2 separate regions of the Mus musculus genome follow, and region 2 is linked to region 1. A link is a loop called in an ENCODE intact Hi-C map of the cell type or tissue named here. Cell type or tissue: gastrocnemius. All regions are shown on one strand.

What was found. Peaks named below come from ENCODE experiments on the same cell type or tissue, not always from the same donor. Only the 100,000 strongest peaks of a DNase experiment are listed, where the experiment ranks them.
Region 2: it touches region 1 in a loop (1.8-fold over the local background); 5 of 42 quality-filtered maps call a loop at or near these places.

Annotation. Positions count from the first base shown.
Region 1 is chr4:97,837,019-97,845,018 of GRCm38, reverse strand. All of the region lies in intron 2 of Nfia (nuclear factor I/A), which reads right to left. Gm19417 (a long non-coding RNA gene) reads left to right here. Exons shown (of 2, transcript XR_376437.4): 2 at 1-4,179. Among named protein-coding and RNA genes, the nearest start is that of Gm19417, 28 kb to the left of the region's middle. In gastrocnemius, no CTCF peak of the experiment used is centred here; DNase peaks (open chromatin) are centred at 578, 4,995, 6,310 and 7,997; H3K4me3 peaks cover 562 bases; H3K27ac peaks cover 2,467 bases.
Region 2 is chr4:97,785,913-97,793,912 of GRCm38, reverse strand. The region is part of intron 2 of Nfia (nuclear factor I/A); the gene reads right to left. Among named protein-coding and RNA genes, the nearest start is that of Nfia, 12 kb to the right of the region's middle. In gastrocnemius, no CTCF peak of the experiment used is centred here; DNase peaks (open chromatin) are centred at 3,724, 6,205 and 7,848; H3K4me3 peaks cover 528 bases; H3K27ac peaks cover 3,854 bases.

The sequences.
Region 1 (8,000 bases):
AAAAAGGTTTAATTTAAACCATACACAGGGCTGTGGGCTGCCACGTTTCCAAACTCAACATTCCTCTCAAATCTGTGCTCTTCAGAACCAGAGTCCATTCTACTCAGACATGCTTTAATAAATAAAATATCACTGCCCAGCCATTACTTAATTTGATAATAATATGCCCTTTCCCCTGCCTCTATTGGCAGTATTCTAAGTGCTTATTCAAGTGTCTTGGATGGCTGTAAACATCACCTGTAAAATCCAGTTGTGTTCTCTTTTGGGAAGCAGAGGAAAGGCAAGAAAGGACAACAATGTGAGGGAACGTAGGGATATTTATTAGCAAGTCGCCCAGAGCCCATGAAAACCACCATGATGCAAAGCAACTATGTGAGTCTCAACGAGCTTAGTGCATTTATTTTATTTTTTAAAGAAAACCAAAACAATCTCGTTTGCCTATTCCTTTGACATCAGAATCTAGTCTATCTTTCCAAATACCACCAGGAGAGATACCAGTCACCAGCGCTGAAAGCCACACAAGCCACATGCCCAAGACAAGTCCCAGCGGGATCAGTGTGGCTGATCACCAGGCTGACCATGGTGAACGGGGTGAATGCTCCCCAGTTGGGGAGCTTTAAATTTTTGCCTCCGTGTATTCACTTGTACGTTCATTAAGAACTGCAGCCCCAGCAGGCAGCCCAGCCCAGGGTTTTCTATGTGAGCTACCGTGCTCTATTATACATGACACTTGTCAATTAAAGAGGAAACCCTTTTAAAGCAAACTGAAGTTAAGCTGGTACTTTCTTCAACATCTGATTTACCGCTGCTGTTATCGTCCAAAGGGAAGTTTGTTTTAGAACAATGATAGCAGCCGTAATCCCCCCATTTTAGTAGTGAGGGATTTAAACACATTCAAGGCACTGGGGACCGGTCAAAAGGCTCCTTTCAGCAGAACTATGTATTTTCAGTGGCAAAAAGGACGGTCTCATGATGGGATAACTGCCAACAGTGGACAATGTTTTAGCCTAACGGTTAAGAGAATATCATTTTAAACTACCTGGTATAATACAAACGTGGCACAATAGATCAATGCAATGAATCCTCTGTAGTCCCTAAAACGCTCTCCCAAATAATGGAATCCATTAATAATGATTATAGTTTCAGAGCTTTTGCCACAAAAGTAATGCCCAGTGCTACATCTCGACGGTCTCTAATAAATACATACAAGTCCTGCAAAAGGAGCAAAATCATAACAGAGCAGCTGAGTAGAGATTCCATTGAGCACGAAATTTAAAAGCCTACAGGTTAGCTCTATTCAAATCTGATCTTTTTTTTTTCTGGCCAAAGGCATGGTTTTTATTTGTAAAATGGGACTTGGACCAGGTGACATCTCAGAATCTTTCCAGCTCTGGTTCCTCGGGGGCTTAAAGTTTTTGCTAATGTTATGATTCATAATGAAGTTACTTTAATTTTAGTTATAATTATTCAATTTATTCACTTATTATTTATTTATTGTGTATGTGTTTTATGTGTCTTCATGTGCAGACAGGCAGGCCATAGCAAATGTGTGGCAGTTGGAGGATTTTAAGGAAATCTATTTTAAGGAACTTTAAAGAATCTATTCTTTCCTTCCACCATGTAGGACCAGAGGGTTGAACTAGGGTCATTAGGCTTGGCAGCAAGTGCCTATCTCTGCCGATCCATCTTGCCAGTCCAACAGTCACATTCATACTTTTACTAGCATGAAATAACAGAGGATGGCAGCATGGTCCATGAGATTTCTGCAATGAAACTTTGAGACTGGTCTGAGGGAAGAAAACTTTAGAGAAACAGTCATGTCATTATATTAGATCTAGGTCTTAGCATGTTTTCAGAAACATGGAAAGCAATACATCTGGGACCTTTGATGGCAAATAAGAAAGTACCACAATAGAACCTCCTGGAAACATGGGTAACTCAGCAAATATGGGAAGTCTTCATGAGATATACATTCATGCTCTTTAAATGAAAAATCTCACTGGGCATAGTGGGACACACTCATAATCACAGCTAATTGATAAACTGAGGCAGGAGGATTGCTTGAGTCCAGGGATTCTGGGCTATAGTGTGCCATGTTGATCCAGACTTAGTTTGGTATCAGTATGCTAACATCAGTGCACCACCAGTTTTCCCAAGGTATGGTGAACTGGCTATGGTCAGGAAAGAAAAGCCTCCAAGCTCAGAAATAGAGCTTCATTAAATTCTAGCTAAATGATGATGAATATTCATTATTTATTCCATGGCCTGTATGTCCTCTGTTTAAGTCATTTTCATTTATTCCTCGGAACAAAGTATTATCCCATTTTATAGGCAAGGACATCAAGGGTTCTGCCAGGTATTCTCAACATATTCATAACTGACAGACTGGGTAAGCCAGTCCAACCCCAGAGCCCAAACTATTCATGCAACCATGGGGACCAACTGGCCTGCCATCTTCAAAAGCTTTTACTTTTGTATTATTTAAGCATGATAGGACAAGCTTCAATTAAAAGGTAGTTTATACACAGACTACTTCTACAGTACAGATCTTTAATGGGCTTTGTTTAAATGTATGCATTTAAATGTGCAAGTTAAAATATTCACAAGTAACCTGAGTTCAATAGATTTGAGTTGAGCCAAAAGAGAGGATCGTGTATCATACTGACTTCCCGTCCTTTAGAGCAGAGCTTCTCTGCCTTCCTAATGCTGTGGCCCTTTAAAATAAAACAGTTCCTCGTGTTATGGTGACCCCAGCCATAAAATTATTCTTGTTGCTACTTCATAACTGTAATTTGGTACTATTTTGAATTTTAATGTAAATGTCTGTGTTCTCTGATGGTCTTAGGTGACCCCGGTGAAAGGGTCATTCAACCCTTCAAAGTGGCCACGACCTGCAGGTTTAGAACCACTGTTTTAGAGCAAATCCTTCAAAATGCTCTTGACTATAGAAGGAAACTACAGCTATCAGGCTTCTGAGTAAACTCACATGAGAGAGTTCCCTTCATCTTACCACAGCAAGAGACAGGTTGTACGGGAGGCTGCAGCACAGCACCAGTGAAAGGAAGTTGCGAAATAAGAAGGAGCAAGTGTAGACAGACAAGGACTCCAACAGCGTGTGAAAGAGTAAACTTTACGCTAAGCCTACAAACACCACAAGTGGGAAAAGTCAGAAAGATCTGGGAGCTATTTTTAGCATATCAAAACCTCAAACAGGACCTCCACACTGACCCACCAAGCAATCACACAAGCTAAACTATCAACCAACTAGTCACACAAAACCATTTCACCTTCTGTACAATGGCTCAGTGTATTCAACTATACATACTTATTTACTTCAAAGGGAGAAAACAAATTAATCATCCATTGCTGTTTATCTGGGCCACAAAACACAAAATGAAACAAAAAATAATAATAGCTGAGATTCTTGAGAATAACAGGACTGGAACAGAGGGTTAAAGTAACAGCCAGAGGCATCACTTAGTAGCCCAAATATCAGACTTCAAACCCTAGTAACCAAGGATCATGTTATAGGAAAATACCGGAAGAAATCATAAGTGCTTGAGGATGGCGTAGGTGAGATAAAGCAGGCTGCTGATACTCTGTGATGACACTGTGACTAATAGGGAGCAGTGAGGTCATGGCAAACTCCATTGACATGTTCCAATCAAACATTTGAAGGCACTATTCTAGTAGCATTTAACCCACAGAACACCAGTGACCAGCCCAGAATGTATAGTCATTTTGTTAGCAGGGAACTTGTCTTCAGAGACTGCAGAGTGTCACCTAAACGTGTACACCCTTGCCTTCAAGGGCAGTGTCAACACAAAGAAGCAAGTCTCCTAGTCCCTGCTGAGGGTCATTCACTGAACAAACTCAGGACTCACACTGAGAAAGCTAGGCTAAGTAAAAGCAAGGCTGGGAAAAGATCAATGGCGTATGATCCCAGCCTCCTCCTCCTTGGAGTTATAGAGACAGAGCAGGACATCCAGACACGGCAGGACACCACAGGGCTTCTGGCCCTCATAACTGCAGAGGGACAAAGGTCAGCAAAGCCACTCTAGGGTACAGAGTACCTACTCTTTACATGGCTAACCTCTGTGTGCTGACACCTCTATGACGGGGTTTCTAGAGTTTGCTTTTTATATCTTCAAAGAAACACATTTCATAAAAAAAAAAAAAGAAAATAGACCTCTGATCATAACACTCTTAGAAAGTCTTAGCTTGAGAAAAATTTAAAAGCCCAGCTATAAATCTTGCAAAATGAGAATTTATAATAGGAGTGCAGAGAGATCTTTAATTATGCAGACTGTGGGCCTCGTGTAATAAAGCCCACGTATTTGCAGCTTATGTCATTGTGTATAGGGTGCCTCAGAAAGGCTCTGTGTGTGTCTGAATCAATGAGTTGAAGTTTTACACAAGGGAAGGAAGTGAAGAGAACACTGCTTGGAGAAGCAGGGATTTACCTCCTGGGGCTCCAGGCAGTGAATGATGGTTCTGACTCTTCCAGTTTGTATAAAAGGTTGAAGTTCATTCTGGCGCAGGGAAGCATTCCACAAGACCCGCTGCCTCTATGGGCAGGCGATTAATCTCATGATCGATAGACCATATGATTAGGCACTAATAGCTGATAGGAGGAGAGAATAAACAACCATAAATTTGCTTTGTACCCAGCAATCCAACTGTAAGCAGGGCCATTTAATGGCCACACTGGGTCATGTTACCTAAGGGCCCATATGGAATAAAAAATGGAAGACAAAAACATTTTAAAAGATCTTCAATTATCAAAGGTAGGGGTGGAGGCAGAGGCTCTATTAGTGCAGTGTTCTTTGGCATGAGATGCCCAAGGCTTCCACATTGGGAGTGAAGAGGGCAGATGCAGAAGGAGCAACAGCAAAGTCTGTTTGCTGAAACAATGCTTTATAAACAGCATCGCCAGCCACCCTGTGCACAGTGTAAGTGGTGCTGGGTGGTCCAGCTCATGCCCAGCAGCCACTGGAACCTGTGTCCATCACGGGCTGAGTGTGCTCTCTGCAGCAGGCAGAGCAGAGGCTGGACTGTGTAATTTCCTCTTTGCATGCAGATCACTGCTCTGTACTCCAGAGCTGTTTCTCAGCGAGCGTGTCATGAACTTCCAGTGTTGGGAATAGTTATGCGACATAAAAGCCGTGATGCAGGAGGCCATAAATCTCACTCTTTCTTCTTTCCCTTTCCCTGGCTTCTTCCCTTTCTAAGACTCTGACCTCCTCCATCAGGCCCTTGAAAGAAAGGCAATCAATCACCCCCTAGACTAAAATGAAAACCTGGGTCCTCTCTGCACACTGGACAGCTTTCCCCTTGTGTGATAAAAATGGGGAAACATCTCTAAGATGGCAAGTCCCCCTCCTATGTGTTCCTCTTTCCACTCCATGCAGAGCCTGGAAGCAAAAAGCCTTCAAGCTCTTGTTATCAATGACCATGAAACAGGAAAGGAAGACACTTTGTTAAGCCAAAAGGAATGTGCTAGAGAAAGTACCAGATAAAGACAAAGAAGAATTTGAAGCAGACTTGCACTGTTCTCGGGGCCCACAGCAAAGCACACCAACCTCTGTTCTTTGAAAACTATCTGGGAAACAACCCACCCCCACCCCTCTCACTACCTCTGAGTACCCCCCCCCAGCCCCCACATCATCCCTCCCTCCTCCCCCTTGCCAGCACAGCCTTTGTGACTTCCCAAGCCTTGAGGGACCAACTGTTTCCAGGGCTTCCCTCTGGGCTAATTGTTCAACACTGCCCATGACTCTGGAGCCCACAGGAGAAAAAAGGCACTTCAGATGCCCTAGGGAAGACTGGGGGAAATTTCTGTTGGAAATCCATTCCTTGTTTATTATCATCAACCACAAAGAAGCCTACTGTAATAAGCAGTTACTACAGCCAAGTGAGATGAGAATTCTAAAGTTTGCAGGCAAAATTCCTTCTCTGTTTACATTTATTCAAAATACTTCCACTCGGCATAATTTCGGAGTTGAAAGACATTTAGCCAGGTGTGCTGGCTCACAAAAAGATGCCACCAAAGGTCAAACATGAAGCATAGTCCAAGGTCCAGGCACTGCTTTGCTAACATTTCTTGGAGCAACAAGACCAGTTAGTACAAGGCCATTGCACTAACTGAACCCAAGCAGGGCCACTGTACTAACCCCCCACTGATCAGGAAGGATTCCACTGAACCTAAAGCAGCTGGATGGCCAAGAAAGCCCTTTGGTCTGCTGTGCTGGGCCCGAGGGAACAGGGGCAGAACTCAGGACAGAAAGGGACTTAGGAAATGAGAGGCTCAGGGAGCAGAGGCTGAGCCCTGGGAGCAGGCCAAGGCCCCATGTTCTATCACCCTGACCATGGCGTTCATGTTGCCTAGTGGCTTTCCAGTGACTGGTATCAACTTCTGGCCATCTCTGAAACACTCAGAAAGCAGAGCGCAGACTCTCAACTCCCTTTGTACCGTAGGTTAATTTCTCCCCAAGGGGAAAGAGAAATTTTCCTTTGAAGACGTATGGAGGAGTCTAAATCGAACCAGAGAAGCCCCTGACCTTCAGTGGTTGCCTAAAAGCTGCTGTACCCTATGACAGTATCACTGCAGCAATGATAAAATGATAACTAACATACACTCTACATCAGGTAGAGACTGGGCATATGTAAAATAATTTCTAACTGCCAAACCACCCTAAAAATTAATAGTACATTCCCACCCCCAACTATACATATTCGAAAGCTACAGAGGGGAAGGTAAGTAACCTCCCAGCATCAAATTGTCATCACCAGAAGACTGAAAACCTGGTCCAGCCTACTTCAAGAAAAGGATAACAGAGGTTCGGCTAGTTTTTGCTGTCTTCCATACCACCTTGTTGGTTTCGGAGTGAACCTGTTTGCTGCCTATGAATTTGGCTGGCTAGCCCTTCCTCTGCCTTATATTTTTCTAAGCATTTCCCATGGATAACAGAGCTTATACCAGTAAGAAGCCAGGTACCAGATGAATCTAGTTTTACCAAGTGCCAAGTGGAGACCGAGGTGAAGCACGTCCAGCCACAAAGGAAGAGAGCAGCAGTGAGACACTAGAGGTTGATTTGTGATTGTTAGAAGGCAAAAAGAGGAAGGAACCTCCTTTTTCATCCACAGAAACTATTTCCTGAGACCCTACCACATCTTCCTACTATATCCTACTATCTAGCCATACCTTCCTAAACTCAATTAGAAAGGGAACAGTGGGGCCTCCCTTTTATTTCTTGCCTAAGTAGGAAATGTAGGATAATGTACACGGAAGGAAGGTAACTTTCCCAGAGAGCTCCTTCACCTGAGATTCAGCTCAGTGTATTCTATACACAGAGGGAACCTGCAGCTGACTTTCTTTTCCAAGTTACTGGGAAACTGTGCTTTTTCCATTTCCAAATAAAAAGTGCACTACAATTATGAGATGCATATATAAATGATGAAGATAACCCACACTCTCCAAAAAGGTCTAGAAACATCAATTTTGTATCACAGTTAGTAACTTCCTGTAGCTTCCCAAAGTTCATACAGCAGGCCTTCAAGAAGACCCCCACCATAACACCCCCTGAACACTCTCCCACCAGGTGCTAAGTAAAAAAAAAAAAAAACAGTAGGAATTAACCACATCCAATATATTAGGAGAGTGTCCTTTGAAGCAGAAGAATAAAAATACAGAGGTTTTGAGGAGGGATCAAAAGATAAAAAGCAGTTTGTTGTGGTTAGACGGTAAAAGGTGGAGATGTGGATGAAGTTCCTGGGGATGCAGGTCCAGACATTGTAAGGGCTTGGCAACAGTGATCCCTCACTCATTTCATAAGGGTTTACAAGTGCCTAATGCACACCAGGACACCCAGTGTCTCAGGGTGCCTGCTACCGTCACTATCCCACGCCACCGAGGTGCAGCTGGTCATTCATTCAGTATGCAATGAAAACCGAAACGCACAAGAACTCCGTGTTGCTCTTGCTAATCAAGCAGCTGAAGC
Region 2 (8,000 bases), 51 kb after region 1:
AAAAATGTAGGTGGCATAAGGACAAAGCATGCCATTTATCCACTTTGGGTGGTTTTCGTCTTTTCTGTGAGACACACATCTTTAGAACAATTATGTCTTTCACTGTAACATTTCAGCCAAAAAAATTTCTCACAAAAAACATATGTGTGTATATATATTATATATAACCTTACACATAATATGTATTCTGAACTTGGCAAGATGTTATACTTTTAAAATTTTTACCCCTACCTCATTTTATTGAAGCTCTAGAGAGATAAAAATTTTAAAACATCAAAAAAATTCATTAAAAATGTAAACATGGTAATTGTTTTCAATATGCTATTTGTGTGTGTGTGTGAGAGAGAGAGAGAGAAAGAGAGACAGAGAGAGAGAGAGAGAGAGCAAGCATGACATGGGGGAGCACATTGCTGTGGTACAGGTGTGGAGGTGTGGAGGTCAGGGGACAACTTTGTGGAGTTAAGTTCTCCATGAATGTTTCAGGAATCAAACACATGTCACCAGACTTTGAGCTAACTCGCCAGCCCAGAGTGCTATACTTTTGATTCAGAAGGGTGATGGTAGTTATTTTCAAAGGTACATTAAGAATAAATTCTAACAAAAAATCCTTGTCACTTATTGATAGGTCATAAAAGCCCCACAATGACTGTTTTTGCTTACAGACACACATGGCACAGCATGGGAACTACGATAGAAAACAGAAACCTCTTTACCATTTACAAAAAGAGAAGGGAGACCACTGACTAAATGAATCCAGCAGCAATTTCAGGAACTCACTAATCTTATAGGATACACACCCACCAAAAGTCCTTGTCACAGTCCTACAAAGACACAAGCATTGTTCATGCAAGCGACTTGGCGGCCAGATTCTCACCTAGAGTCCTTCTTGGCACACACTTTAATCTTAAATAAGATAATATTGCAAACATACTCTTGAGTCCATCATTTCAAAAATCTTAAAAACATACTATTAGAAATGAAACCCATTAGCATATGACAGACATGATGACCAAGTGCTCAGTCCTAGTATTCAGGAGGCTGAGACAGGCTGATCTGAGTTCCAGGCTAGCCTAGTCTACACAGCCAGTTCCAGACTAGCCTAGTCTACACAGCCAGTTCCAGGCTAGCCTAGTCTATACAGCCAGTTCCAGGCTAGCCTAGTCTATACAGCCAGTTCCAGGCTAGCCTAGTCTACACAGCCAGTTCCAGGCTAACCTAGTCTATACAGCCAGTTCCAGGCTAGCCTAGTCTATACAGCCAGTTCCAGGCTAGCCTAGTCTATACAGCCAGTTCCAGGACAGCACAAGGAAACCTTGTCTCAAATAAATAAATAAATAAATAAATAAATAAATAAATAAATAAATAAATAAATAAATAAATATAAATTTAAAAAATTAAAACAAAACCAAACCCCCCAAACCAAAAACAAAACAAATAAATAAAAAGAAACAAAACACAAACAAACAAAAGCATCAGCATAAAGGATATCTGTGATGTTTAATGCTGATGTGCTAGTATAACAGAACCCTCACAATGGTGCAATAGGGAGCTGCAGAGATAACATGCAGACACACCATACCTTATATTCTATAGCAAGCTTTGATGGGATCCTACCCCACACTCATTTAGAATGTTCCACAGTGGCATAGAGAAGGGCACCAGGTCACTTCAGCTCATCTGTCCTGTCTATGTCCCTCTTTTAAACTGGCTTCTTCTGCAATAAACACTTTCCTAAAACTTGGTGAGAGTTTGTCACCCTAAGGCTTTTATGTCAGCTTCTTTGCATGTCAATAGAAGATCTGAGAGTGACACTATAGAATCCTGCATGTACAATAATCACTCTGTGCAGGAGCTTAAACTTAGGTAAGTAATCCCTTTAAGATTAAAATATACATAATTATAAATGCCTCCAGCAGGAAAAGACACCCACACATCAACATAGGTGAGATGGCTACAAATTTATGATATTAAGAAATTTGTCTCTGATTTTGAAAAGACAGTAAATGCTGACACTGTAATTCTACTGTCCTTGTTATTTGCCAGCAAATACCATTTCCCTGGGAATATGTGAATATTCCCATCCAGAACAAGCTGTGTGACTTACTGTAGATACTTTCTACAATAGCATGATGTAATATGCTACCCAGTCCTGGGCTAGCAAGAACAGAATAAAGTCGCCCAGACAACAGCATCAAGAACAGCAGCCTAGCATGGCAAGTGCTTCAGTTTCACAGAATTTTTAAAATAACCCCCTCCTCTCTTTCTTGACCTTTTAAGAGAGGACCTAGTTCTATTGCCCAAGCTAGCAAACCTCCTGCCTCAGCCTAAAGAATGCAGAGATAACAGGAGTGATTTTTCCATACCCAGCCTAGTAATTATCTTTTTAATTTATAGAGTATTTCAAGATAGGCATGATGACACATACTTTTAATCCCACCACTTGGGAGTCAGAGGCAGGCAGATCTCTGTGCCTTCAGCCTTGCCTAAATCAATAAATCCTAGGGCAGTCGGGGCTACACAGTGAGACCCTGTCTCATAGGTAAATAAGTGATATTTCTGTTTTATTTAATAAAAGTTCAAGTCAGTAGCTGATTTAAATACACCTTAGAAGAATTAATACGTTCAAAAAAACCCCAATGTGTTTTAAATTGTAGTGGTTGGTCTTTTTATTCTATTTACAGTGGTAAAATTCGCATTGTGTGGGTTTTAGGTTTTACACTACAGCCATTAAGAGCTAATCTTGGCTGGGCATGGCATTACATGCCTTTAATCCCTGGGTCTACAGAATGAGTTCCAGGATAGCCAGGGCTACACAGAGAAACCTGTCTCAAAAAAAAAAAAAAAAAAAAAAAAAAAGTGTTCTCTGAGCCTGAAAAAAAAAAAAAACTTGTATAAATTTCAAAAATTAAAATAAGGGCATTAAAATCAATCATCTGTTTTTGTATTTTTCTATTTTAATTTTTAAAAATTAAAGTAATAAAGTTCCTCTTATGGAACATGATTTTTGCTTTCTTTTATATTATTGACATAAAACCAGAGGCAAATTTCAAAGCAAAACAATTTTTTTAATTTTAAAATTAAATCATTAGAGGTTTAAAATATTATTCCCTGTACATATATAAGCATGTCAAATTTTCATATATGTGTTAAATTTAATTTTTAGGTAATATTTGGTTTAATATTCAATGTCATCTGAAAGTATCTAGAACTCATTAATCTAAATGTATCTTTTAAAAAATTATTTTAAACCTGTTTAAAAATACATGTATTCACATCACCATTCTAAAAGAGACTTATTTCTTAATAAGTCACTCCAGAATTTTGACCCTAACTCTGACAGGAGACCATTTTTCTCCTAACCAACTTCGTCTCTTCTATGGCTAAGACTTGAACTGTTGAGGAAATTATCCCCACGAAAAGGTTTAGCTTTTGACGGTCCTGCTGTGTGACACTGCTTAAATGGAGCCTGTTGCAAAAACACAAGCTATGAGATGGTCTAAGGTGGGTTTAGATGGCTTTTAAAACAATAATTTTTGACTCAGCAGGCCTGCCTGGATGTCACTCTGCAGGCTGCTCTTGTGAGTTTTGTTACTTAGGATACCAGTGTGAGGAAAGAGTTAAAGGGTGAAAGAAGGAGGGAAGGAAAAGAAAAGAAAGAGCGAGTGGAGTGTCGGGAATAGTCTGAGGTAGGCCGCTAGCCTAGCAATGTGGGGATGCGCAGCACTGGAAAAATAAAATGAAGTTCAAAAGAGCAAGCTGAGTATAGTGAACTCGGTACAGTGTCGGCTGTGGCTCAGACATGCCAAGCTGTCCCTTTCCTTTGGGCTCCGTACCTGTACTCCCAGTTGATGTGGGTTGCAAAGATCTATCACCAGGTTAGGTGTTTGAAAGATATAAAAAGATGTAAAAGTCAATGTAAACTTCTCAAAGATGTTCAAGTAATTTTACTCCAATGCATAGTCACCATGGCCTTCCTAATCATTGCTGGGTTAGCAACGTGTTACACAGTTCAAAGAAGACCAAAAAGTGGCAAGGCACATAGACCAGAGGGCTTCTTTCCTTTGTGTGTGTGTCTTCTGTAGTTTCTTTTGCAAACAGAACAGCAAGCATGTTTTCTGCTGTAGAGTTGCTGCCTTTACCATTTGCCGGACTTATCACTCTGCCTCCAAACCCATGTTTATTTAACTAGAACAGTGTTGGGAGGACTAATGCCATTAACTAAAACACTGCAGTAACCATAACAAAAAATGAATGCATTCTCCAATATGGGGTGTGGGGGACAAAAGGGGAAACGTCACTTCTATTTAAGTAGAAGTGAGAAAATCCTGTCGAGCTCCGAGACATCAGAGTCTGGATCTATAATGTGTGGGCTGCCATTACATCAGAGAGAGAGAGAGAGAGAGAGAGAGAGAGAGAGAGAGAGAGAGAGAGAGATCCTGAAAGTGGCCAGCCCGCACTGTGAGTTACATGATGCAAACCAGCAGACACCAGAAGCATGTCTAGAGTATCCTTGCCACGTTCTGACTCCTAGAGACCCTAACTGGAAGCTTAAACTCCAGAAGAAGTCTTTGAAAACATTGCTTTCTGAAGTTTTGAACTGAACCTTCTGAAGCTACAAGTAGCAGTTTTGTCTCAAATTAATTATACAAAAGAAAAAAAAGTAGCGTTATGCATGATAGACTTCTCCACTTGACATCCCCTGCCTGAGATCCTTTACCATGGCTGCATAGGCCAAAACTCCTTCAGAGTGCATGCACTTGCAATTCAGTCTATGGTTTCACATTTCCCTCAACAATGCATGCCTGTTTATCGTACTTCTCCTCCTCCACCTGCCTTCCTTTTCTTCTCCCCCATCCCACAAGGGTTTACAATTTAAAATATTTTTAAATGTAAGTTCTCACCTCTAAATAATGATAGAGAAATTACTGAAGGAATGGTACAAAATTAGAGTTTAGCATATTTGCATTTTTTCCCTTCCCTCGTCATCCTCAGTGTTGTTTCCACAAGCTATATTGACACTTGGGAGCGGTTGCTTCTGTGAGAGATGTAAAAACCCGACAGGCTGTTCTGTATCCTCTGGAAGCAGCTCCAGGCCCTAACCCAGTCCTACTGTGTACAGCACTGACCACAACAAAAGCTGTGGTTTCTCCCACACTAGCCTTAAATAGGTTTAAATTAATGCTATTCATCACAGGGTGGGAAGGAAGACAAGCAAACCATGCCAATAGCATTGGGAAACTTTCTAACCAACACAGTCAAACCTCTTAGCCATAAACAAGCTGACCTCCATTCAAAGGCTTCCTCCCAACCAACTTTGCTCCCTGTTCCTGTGCAAGCGCTGCCTTTGAACTTCCATCTTTTTTACTATGTCCTAAGCATTGGATTTTGTTACTACATTCAAGGAAAAGGATATTGTTACTATTCTCAGGTTACTGCAGAGCCCACTTAAAGCTCTAAAAGTCATATTTAATCTCAAGTTTGCTAGTTGCTAAAACTACCTTTATGTAATTAAGAGATAAAACTGTACACATGTATCAATAATTTACAATGTATTCATAAAAAAAATTGCCACGAATTTGGCTTAAGGTCAGGATTGGACTTTGGGATACAAGACAAGTCTCTCTTAATTTTAAGTATCACCATATATTAATTAGTCTTATCCCTTCATTTTCAAACATACTCTATCATCACAAATCACAGAAACTATGTGCACAAGTTTCTGCAGGGAGTTAAGCTTCTTAAGAAGTTTAATTATATATGTACAGCCTTAGTCTTGGATATAAACACATATTCACATCACATATACACATATACTTGCCAGCAGAACATGCTGAATATGTTAGAAATGCAGACCCCCTCTAGCAAATGTGCTAAGTCACCTAAAAGACAGTGCATTGTAAAAATTAATCTGACATAGAATCATAAAATATAACAAAATAATATGACTTGTTTTTAATGTTTAAAATTATTTTCTATGCACTATAACCTTATGTGTAATTATTCCACACTTAAAATAGCATCTTTTGAATACTACTGAAATCATTGCTACTGCTTAAGGAGCACTCTGGGTACAGCCTGGGTGTGCACACATGCACACAAAGCACACACTCACAGGCACTCCCCATCTTACACCTGCTCTCAAGCAGTAGGAAGTGAATTCTCAGTCTGTCAACATAACCATCTGGTCTATCTGCATAGCATGGTTTTCTCTAGTACTAGATGAAGGAATGGCAGTCACGAGGCCAAACTAAAACCAACACGCACCTGAATGGGAATAGCTCCTCTTTTGGCTGACATGGAAGCACATGGCTCATCACAGGCCGACTAGCATAGTTCCAACTTAAAATGAGTGTTACTGAGAGCAGAAGCAGAGGAACAATTCTGTACAGGGGTTGAGGTGATGAGTAATCCTGTCCTGCAGGTTACAGGATGGGTACCAAGCTGCTGGGACATTCAAAGAGCTCTTCCTGTGAAGGCGGAAACATAACAACCAACCAGTAGCCACTGTACTGAAAGGTTCTACCGCAGAAATGTTCACTTTCCACCTTAAAACTCACACGTACCTCCACCACCATTGGTCCCTTTGTCGTTGGCTAATTAGCAGTTGAAGGAATTTGCTGACAATTTCGGACACTTAATCTTTCCAAGTGGATTTTCAAGAGAGCTAAAATATACTTGCAATCTTAGAAACGTCCCCACCTTTAGAAAGTGACAGTGGCTCTGTGGGCTTCAGCTTTGGGTCACTGCCGCCCACCAATTAGTAAGGGCGTCTGTCAAAGTAAACATAATTCCATTTGTTTGACTGTAAAGACTACCTCAGAGCTGCTTCTCTACCCCACATCAGGTAGCATCAGACATAAACAGTGGTTACCTCTTTATGTCATAAATAAAGTGATCTGCCTCTGTCGGCGAAAGAAATCCGTTTAAAACTCTAACCTCTAAGCAAAATTTAACTAACTCAACAGAATACGATTACATTTCCAGAGTTATATAGGAACAGCTTCAAAAACGAAAAGAAAGAGAGAGAGAAAGGAAGGAAGGAAGGAAAGAAAGAAAAAACTCTCCAGAAAGTTCTCGGTTGAGTGCCTACTAATGAACAAAGGTTAACTTTATCTAAAAGGTCAAATGCCTGGTGGCTAAGGTTATGACCTTAACAACTTAAATTGTGACCTTGCCACGTGCCGGGTATATTGTAGATTCTGATACAGATCATCTGGTAAAGGCTGGTCATAAATTAGCTTTACTGTTACACGCCCACAAAGAAAACCACTTGCCATGATGCCATAATACCACCAAGTCGTCATACGATACATGGGAAAGACAATGCAAACAGAGACCAAATTAAAGACATAAAATGGTTTTGTTATTTTATAGACTGAACAAGATGAAAGTCTCGGGCTCATGAAATCACTTGCTTTCACTCGACTTCTTACTGTATATCTGCCACAAAAGTCACACAGTTCTAATACCACCAGATTTAGGGATTTAGTCAACGTGTTGGCTTTTATCATCTCTAAGCCTTAAGAAAAAAAAAATCACCTCCGCTTTTAACAAATATTTGGTTATGCATTTGCTTCCAGTATTCACATTTTAATGTTTTCACCAACATTTTAAAAAATTTAAAAAAAAAAAAAAACAGCCAGGGCATGAAGTTATAATCAATGTGCATATTTTAAAAGGAAAAAAAAATCTCAATTTGGTGGCTATGTAGAGGAGAGGAGGCATTCTGGAAGGGAAAAAGAACATTTTCAAAGAAATGAAAATAAAAATGCATTACAGGTACAAAGGCCACAATGGTTTTGGCATAGATTGGGCAGTGCGCTTCAGAGTCTCTGCTTCTTGCCAGTACTGGCAAGTTCTCAAAACTTTTAAGGAGGTTAAAAACATTGTTTAGTGTTTACAAATCTTCAGCATTGTAACAGATGCCCGTCAAGGCAGCTGTACATAGGTTGACCAATCTACCTCATTGGCAGCTTCTCTTCTACAAATAAGAGATCTCA